Linked DNA regions of Homo sapiens: region 1 is linked to region 2. A link is a contact called in ENCODE Hi-C or POLR2A ChIA-PET data. All regions are on one chromosome and are shown on one strand. The core of a region is the stretch at or near the end of the contact, and the rest is flanking DNA. Distances in the headings are between cores, read along the strand shown. Region 1 holds the start of CGAS (cyclic GMP-AMP synthase). Region 2 overlaps CD109 (CD109 molecule).

Evidence for each region. A loop is a pair of places that touch in the nucleus more often than their neighbours do. ChIA-PET counts read pairs that join two places held with the same protein, here RNA polymerase II (POLR2A). Pooled maps may share reads with other maps.
Region 1: a pooled map shows a loop between it and region 2 (2.3-fold over the local background). The contact joins the promoter of CGAS here to the enhancer-like site in region 2. A Hi-C loop is called at or near these places in 7 of 50 pooled maps. POLR2A ChIA-PET finds 5 or more read pairs at or near these places in 3 of 52 experiments (MCF 10A, activated CD4-positive, alpha-beta T cell and activated T-cell).

The regions. Positions count from the first base shown.
Region 1 is chr6:73,450,671-73,454,959 of GRCh38, forward strand. CGAS (cyclic GMP-AMP synthase) reads right to left here and starts at 1,627. Exons shown (of 5, transcript NM_138441.3): 1 at 855-1,627. The coding sequence starts at 1,511. RefSeq lists a silencer at 1,049-1,258 and an enhancer at 1,429-1,908.
Region 2 is chr6:73,744,444-73,748,918 of GRCh38, forward strand. All of the region lies in intron 5 of CD109 (CD109 molecule), which reads left to right. Among named protein-coding and RNA genes, the nearest start is that of CD109, 50 kb to the left of the region's middle. Within about 2 kb of position 2,973, at least 2 of the 41 ENCODE cell types and tissues checked have a DNase peak (open chromatin) inside an H3K27ac peak, as active enhancers do.

The sequences.
Region 1 (4,289 bases), core at 377-2,876, 300 kb before region 2:
TTCCCATGATTTCTGTGTAAGAAACTGGGGACAGACGGCCGGGCGCGGTAGCTCACGCCTGTAATCCCAGCACTTTGAGAGGCCGAGACGAGCGAATCAAGAGGTCAGGAGATCGAGACCATCCTGGCTAACACGGTGAAACACCGTCTCTACTAAAAATACAAAAAAAATTAGCCGGGCATGGTGGCGGGCGCCTGTAGTCCCAGCTACTCGGGAAGCTGAGGCAGGAGAATGGCGTGAACCCGGGAGGCGGAGCTTGCAGTGAGCCGAGATAGCGCCACTGCACTCCAGCCTGGGGGACGCAGCGAGACTCCGCCTCAAAAAAAAAAAAAAAGAAAAGAAAAGAAAAAAGAAAAAAAAGAAATTGGGGTCAGACGGGATAGCAGGAGAGGGGGCAGGGAGGAAGAGGGGGAGAGAAACTGAAGATCTTTTTTTCTATGGAGTAAGAGGTCTTCCTCATAGGAAAAAGTCTACGTGGAATTTTTAACAGACCACTTCAAATTATCCAAGTCAATATCTGACTCGGGACCTCAGGTCCACACCATCAAACACTGCCCTGTTACGGAAACTCGATACATGTCGGCTTGCATGAATGAACCCATACATTTGAATTCCCCCGGGAGCAGTGTCTTGAAATTAGCCAGCAATCAGTACCGGTTGGTTGTCTGATCGTTGGATGTGTAGATGAATAAACGAACGGTTTGTCGTTTTACTTAGACTAGGCTACCGAAAAACATGCAAAAGTCTAAGTTACTTCCGAAGGGAAGTGAGGGGCGCGACCCGGGGAAGGTAGGGACTGCGGATTGCGGAAGGCCGAGCAGCGGGGCTCGGCGGGAGGGCGCCAAGCAGCTCACCTTCACGTGCTCATAGTAGCTCCCGGTGTTCAGCAGCCCGACGCCTCTGAACGCGGAGTCGCACTTCAGTCTGAGCAGCAGGTGGTCCACAACCCCTTTCACCATCCCCGCCGCCGTGGAGATATCATCGCGGCTGAGCTTCAACTTCTCCAAAACCGCCCGGAGCTTCGAGGCCCCAGGCGCCGCATCCCTCCGTACGAGAATGGGGGCCGAGACCGGCAGGCCGGGGCTGGGCACGTCCCAGGGCCCGGGCGGAGGTCTTGGCTTCGTGGAGCAGCGCGCGCCCCTCTGGCGGCAAGAACCAGCCCTGGAAAGAGCCGGCTCCCGAGCCGCAGGAGGCTCCAGCCCCTCTGCCCCAGGGGCGCTGGTGGCGTCAGACGGCTGCGTGTCCTGGGCGCGCTGAGGGGCCTTTTTGGCGCGGGCCCCAGTTGCGCGGACGGGCGGCCTCTCCTGGGTGTCCGGGGCGCTCTTTTTCTGCCGGGATCCCGACTTCCTGGCGGGGCCGAACTTTCCCGCCTTAGGCAGGGCGGCCTCGGGGGCAGCCGGAGACTCGGTGGGATCCATCGGGGCGCCCCTGGCATTCCGTGCGGAAGCCTTGGGGGCAGTGGCTCCGGCCTCGGAAGCTCTCTGCATGGCCTTTCCGTGCCAAGGCTGCATGGCTGGCGCTTTCTGTTCCCCGAAAGAAGAATCCGTTTCAGGAAAAGGCCGCAAGAGGAAGAGCCAGCAGCAGCTGTTGGAAACCAAGCACTACTGGCGGGCACACAAGAGTCTGCGACCCGAAGGGGAACCCCAGGCTGGGAAGTCGCTGGGAGCCACGCCCATGCCGCGAAGAGGCTGGCCGCGGCCTTTCCTGAGGCTACAAAAGTCTCGAAGTTTCTAACTCTCCAGGCAATCCGTGCCCCTGTCTTAAGAAGATGAGGTAGGGCCGGGCGCGGTGGCTCACGCCTGTAACCTCAGCATCCGAGAGGCCGAGGCAGGCGGGTCGCTTGAGCTCAGGAGTTTGAGACCAGCCTGGGCAACCCAGCAAGACCTGGTCTTTCTTATAATTAAATATATGTGTGTGTGTGTGTTGCCTGGGCACACTGACTCACGCCTGTAATCCCAGCAATCTGGGAGACCGAGGTGGGCGGATCACCTGAGGTCAGGAGTTCAAGACCAGCCTGGCCAACAAGGCGAAAGAAACCCCGTCTCTACTAAAAAATACAAATATTAGCTAGGCGTGGTGGCGGGCACCTGTAATCCCAGCTACTCGGGAGGCTGAGGCTGGAGAATCACTTGAACCCGGGAGGCGGAGGTTGCAGTGAGCTGAGACGTGCCACTTCACTCCAGCCTGGGCGACAGAGCGAGACTCTGTCTCAAAAAAGAAAAAGAGGCCAGGCGTGGTGGCTCACGCCTGTAATCTCAGCAGTTTGGGAGGCCGAGGCGGGCGGATCACGAGGCCAAGACATCGAGACCTTCCTGGCCAACATGGTGAAACCCCGTCTCTACTAAAAATACAAAAAATTAGCCGGGCTTGGTGGCGCCTGTAGTCCCATCTACTCGGGAGGCCGAGACAGAGAACTGCTTGAACCCGGGAGGCAGAGGTTGCAGTGAGCCGAGATCGCGCCACTGCACTCCAGCCTGGGCAACAGAAAAAGAGTCCATCACAAAACAAAACAAAACAAAACAAAAACATTGACAGAGAAACTTTTCTCTTTCAAGTGAAAGTTTTTTTAAATTTAATTTTGGTTTGAGTTAGGGGGGCGCAATCTCGGCTCACTGCAACCTCAGCCACCAGGGCTCAAGCGATCCTCCCACCTCAGCATCCTGAGTAGCTGTTACTACAGGTGCGGACACCATGCCCAGCTTTTTCTTTTCTTTTTAATTTTTTTGTATACATGGGGAGGTCTCACTATGTTGCCCAGGCTGGTCTCGAACTCCTAGACTCAAGCGATTCTCCCTCCTCAACCTCCCAAAGTGTTGGGATTGTAGGCATGAGCCACTGTGCCCTGCCACAGAAACTTTTTCTTTTCTTTTTTTTCTTTTTCTTTTCTTTCTTTCTTTCTTTTTTTTTTTTTTTTTTTTTGAGACAGAATTTCGCTCTTGTCACCCAGGCCGAAGTGCAATGGTGCGATCTTGGCTCACTGCAACCTCTGCCTCCTGGGTTCAAGCAATTCTCCTACCTCAGCCTCCCGGGTAGCTGGGATTACAGACGCCCGCCACCACGCCCGGCTAATTTTTCGTATTTTTAGTAGAGACGGGGTTTCGCTATGTTGGCCAGGCTGCTCTCAAACTGCTGACCTCAAGTGATCCACCCGCCTCGGCCTCCCAAAGTGCTGCGATTACAGGCGTGAGCCACGGCGCCTGGCCAGAAACTTTTCCCTTTTTTTTTTTTTTTTTCCTGAGATGGAGTCTCATTCTGTCCCCTAGGCTGGAGTGCAGTGGCACGATCTCGGCTCACTGTAACCTCTGCCTCCCGGATTCAAGCGATTCTCCTGCCTCAGCCTCCGAAGTAGCTGGGACTACAGGTGTGCGCCGCCATGCCCGGCTAATTTTTGTATTTTTAGTAGAAAGGAGTTTCACCATATTGGCCAGGCTGGTCTGGGACTCCTTATCTCGTGATCCACCTGCCTCGGCCTCCCAAACTGTTGGGATTACGGGCATGAGCCTCAGCGCCCGGCCAACTTTTTCAATGTAAATTTAAATAGGGTTTTTTAAAAATCAATAAGAAATAAAATAATAATTTTTAAAAAGAAAAAAATTAATAACAAATGAAAAATACTTTGAAAAAAGAAAAAAATAAGAAAGAGAAAATATTCAACTTTTACAAGATGGAATGAAACAAAGATTGACTGCAATTGGAGTAAATACTTCTATTTGACATTTTTTAAAAAGCACAGAAAATCTTTAAAATGTTGTGTAAAGTTTCTGCCTGGTGCGGTGACTCACGCCTATAATCCCGGCACTTTGGAAGGCGAAGGTGGGTGGATCACTTGAGGTCAGGAGTTCAAGACCAGCCTGTCCAGCATGGTGAAAACCCATCTCTACTAAAAATACAAAAATTAGCCAGGTGTGGTGGGCCATGCTTGTAAACCCAGCTACTGGGGAGGCTGAGACGGGAGAATTGCTTGAATCGGGAAAGCGGAGGTGGTAATGAGCTGAGATCAGACCACTGCACTCCATCCTGGGCGACAGGGCAAATGACTCTGTCTCAGGGGGAAAAAAAGTTGTGTAAAGTTCTCTCTTTTTATTTTATTTTATTTTATTCATTTTTGAGACGGAGTTTTGCTCTTGTTGCCCAGGCTGGAGTGCAATGGTACAATCTCAGCTCACCACACCCTCCGCCTCCCGGGTTCAAGAGATTCTCGTGACTCAGCCTCTTGCGCAGCTGGGACTACAGGCGTGCCCCACCATGCCCAGCTAATTTTTGTATGGTTTTGTAGAAATGTGGTTTCA
Region 2 (4,475 bases), core at 1,723-4,222:
ATATATGGTTGCTGTATTTGATGAACCTGTGAGCTAATGGAAAACAGGACTTTTGGATTAATGCCCTGGACTTTCTCATTTTGAAAATTAAAAAAAATCTCAGGCAAGAGCTGAATATTCTAGTTTGTTATAAAGTCTAAAATAGACTTATAATTTTGGTGCCATATTATTCTTGTGTCTTTATTCAGCCATTTGATCTGCTAGTGCCAGTCCTTTGGCAGTGTGCATTTTAATTTCTAGGCCCCATATGCAAATTTTCATGAGGAGTTCTTTGTTTTGTTCTTTCTCTACAGAAGCCACCCTAGGAGGACCCCTCCTTTCAAATGTGTCTTCTGTACCCCTCTCTGAAGAGACATGTTTTTGGCATCAGTTAGAAAACTTTGGGGCCAGACTTTAGGATGTTGTGTTCATCAATGAAATGGAGGGTCTGAGTATGTAGCATCATCAGTACATAGGATAGGGACTCAGTGCTATAGATGATCTTAGAGGTCGCCTAGATCCATCTCCCCACTTTATGGAGGAAGAATCTGAGATAAGTGACGTGACCTGGTTAGGCTCACACAGTGTGTTGTGGGAGGGTCAGGACTAGCAACTAGTTTACTCATACTTTCAGTTCTGTAAAATTAAATTATTTAATATGTGCAGCAATTGCTGTTTTATTTATTTATTTATTTTTGAGACAGAGTCTTGCTCTGTCACCCAGGCTGGAGTGCAGTGGTGCTGTCTCAGCTTACTGCAACTTCTGCCTCCCAGGTTCAAGTGATTCTCCTGCCTTAGCCTCCTGAGTAGCTGGGATTTACAGGCATGTGCCACCATGGGCCTGGCTAATTTTTGTATTTTTAGTAGAGACAGGGTTTCACCATGTTGGCCAGGCTGGTCTTGAACTCTTGACCTCAGGTGATCCGCCCGCCCTGGCCTCCCAAAGTGCTGGGATTACAGGCATGAGTCATCATGCCTGGCCAGCAATTGCTGTTTTAATATGGCCTCCTTTTAAGGTTGAATTTAGATGTCAACAGGGCTTGCTGTATGCATTGGTGGAGAAGATACCTACTTCTTTTATATGACTTGTGGATGCCACGGGATCACCTTGTTTGCACGTTGGATTGTTCCCAACGTGTCCCAGATTCTGACCACAGCAGCCATGTGTTTAGATTGAAGATTTGAGTCCAGCATGTAGGTTACTTGGTTCATCTATTTAATATCCATTAATATACTATTAAGGATTAGGCTGCTGTCACCTCACAGCCTCTATAACCTTGGTCATATGAGGCTTACAAAGATTAATTTTTTGTTGTTTGTTTTTGAGACAGAGTCTCGCTGTGTCACCCAGGCTGGAGTGCAGTGGCACAATCTTGGCTTACTGTAACCTCCGCCTCCCAGGTTCAAGCGATTCACCTGCCTCAGCCTCCCGAGTAACTGGGATTACAGGCATCCACCACCACGCCTGGCTAAATTTTTGTATTTTTAGTAGAGACAAGGTTTCGCCACATTGGCCAGGCTGGTCTTGAACTTCTGACCTCAAGTGATCCGCCTGCCTCTGCCTTCCAAAGGGCTGGGATTATAGGCATAAGCCACTGTGCTCAGCCAAGAAGATTAATTTTAAAAATAACTGTTTACCTTTAGGTAGATTCACAGAAAGTTGCGAAGATAGCACAAAGCGGCCCTATATTATCTTAACGCAGTGCACCCAGTGGTTATATCTTATGTTATTATAGTACAATATAAAAAGCAAGAATTTGACGTTTGTGTGGTATGTGTGTATGGTTCTGTATGATGCTTTATTTTCAGTGGCATAGAGGGAGTTTTGGAAAATGATAACTCACTGGGCTCTGACCAGTGGTGGCAGCCCTGGGTGAGGGGGAAGGGGGCACTGAAATGAGTACCAAGTCCCTGGGTGGAGTGAGGAAAGGGAGAAAGAGCAAGAAATGGAGTTATTTTCCCTCAAGGGTAACTTTCCTATTCAGTACAAACCTGTAGCTATGCTGCTGCTTTTGCTCCCTTGCTTGAGATAGGTGCCCAAGAAAGGTGGTCATGTTACATGTCTTTAAAAACCATAGTTCCTTCTACTTTGAGTAGGAACAGAGAGGGTTAAATGGGTGATTTTTGTTTATTGTTTGTTTTTAAAGAGAATATGTTTCTAGTTAGTACTTTTTTTTTTTCAACACCAAGGAAACAAGTTTGTCCCTTGTACTGCATAATGTATTTGTACTGCAGATGGTAACACTGTTTTAGGAGTATGAATGTGCTTGTGATCCCTGGATACCTGGCCACTATTCTGCTAACTGGAGGCTTGTATGGTCTATGTCTTGGTCATTGGTTAGATCCATTATTCCCAAGTCCTGTCACTATGAGTGACTGTCAGGTATAGACCAGCTTCAGTTCTTCAGGTGTTTAGTTCCAGCCTTGATAAGAACCAGAATATTTGTAATCCTTTCTAATGAGAGAAGGGATCCAGGAACAAAACTGTCTCCTGGGGAGGTTCTGATTCCTCCCTCCTCACACTCAGTAGATTATCTTCCTTTCCACTTCACAGAGAACACAGTCATCAGATGGGAATTTCTTTCACTTTTTCTGCCAGATTTGCATGTGTTGCCTGTGCCCATCTCATGCTTATTCTCTTCTTTTTAGAGGAAAGGTCCTATTCTTCACATCTAAGACCAATATCCCGATTTCTGCCTTGGCTTCTTTCTTCCTCTACTTTGTCAGAAAACTTGCAGTGTTGACAGTCTCTTTCTTCTCAGTCTTCAAACTGGATCTCTTTCTGTCTTAGATCTTTTTATAAAATCTAATATGTTTAATTCTTTCTCATTGAAAAAACAAAAAATATAGAGAAGTACTGTACTTTAACTCTACTTCCTCTTCAGTGACTTCACATTCCCATTCTAGCCAGTCTTCTAAAAAAAAATGTCTGATCTCTCTGCCTCCATTTTCCCAACTCACTCCAGTTTGACTGAGATTTCTTTCTACTTGTTTGGATTCTTCTTCTTGGTCACTTTCGTCATTTACTCTCTATTACATATTGGCACATTGCAAGTTTGGTTTTAAGTTTCTTTCATTTCTCACTCTAGGGAAGTTCACCCGAAGGCATGGTTTCAGTTTCCATCTATACACCAATGACTCTCAAATTGGCCTCTCTGAGAGAACCTATACCTCTGAGTTCTAGACCTTTAAAACTATCTACCTTTAAAACTATCAACATCTGTATTTGGATGTTTCAAAGCACCCCAAACTCTTCATGTCCAGTATCATTCTTAACAATCTTTCCCCACCACACCTGGCTCCTCTGCAGCATTTCCTACCTTATTTAATTCTCTATCCATTCGGCTGTGCAGGCTGGTAACCTTAGAGTTCTTGACACCTCATGCTGCCTGACCACCCATATTCAGGCCTTCATCAATTCCCACAGCTTTTTCCCTTAAATAAATATATTTCTTTCTTTCTTTTTTTTTTTTCCTACCCTGAGACAGAGTCTTGCTCTGTCACCCAGGCAATCTCAGCTCACTGCAACCTCCACCTCCCGAGTTCAAGTGATCTTCCTGCCTCCATCTCCCGAGTAGCTGGGAGTACAGGCGTGTGCCACCATGCCCGGCTAATTTTTGTATTTTTTGTAGAGATGGGGTTTCACCATGTTGCCCAGGCTGGTCTCTAACTCCTTAGCTCAAGTGATCTGCCTGCCTCAACCTTAAATATATTTCAAATCCACCTACTTCTCTATTTCCACCTCTCCCTCCTTTGTCCAAGCCACTATTATATTGTTCCTAGATATTACAGTGTCTCTTAATCTCTCTGCATTTGGTTTTTTTCCCCTTTGCAACCAATTATCTACACAGCAGTAAAAATAATCTCAACATTAGCTGGATCATGTTATTCCCCAGCTTAAAACTGTCCAAAGACTTTCCACTGGCCTCAGAACAAAATTCAGATGTTTTACCATGGCCTACACAGGGTCTTACCTGATCTGACTCTGTTTTTCCCATCTCATCTCCAGATTTCATAACTCTCTGTAAATGTTAATTCACAGCTTTTATCATAATTTGTAATACATACTCACATATGTGGTTATTTGATAAATATCCTTCTTTCCACTAGATCAGAAGGTCCATGCGGGGTTGTATTCCCATTACACCTGCCACTCAGGCGCAATGAATATCTCTTGAAGGAATGGATGAATGAATGCATTTGTTGTGTTTGGGCCTCAGCCCTGGTAATTCTGATTCAGTAGCTCTGGGGTAGGAACTGGACACCTCTATTTATTAAACCCACCACAGCTGATTCTGATGCTGAGTTTGGGTTGAACCCCATAGAGAAATATGTTGCAACTACAGTTTAGACCACAGGTGTTTAGACTCTAAACAGGAAAGGGAAGGAAAGGATGATGTAAATGTTAATAAACATTTTCTCTCATTTTGCAAACCCTATTGACTCTGTCATTCCTCTAAGTAGGACAGTGTACATCAGCTGACACTTTTACAGGA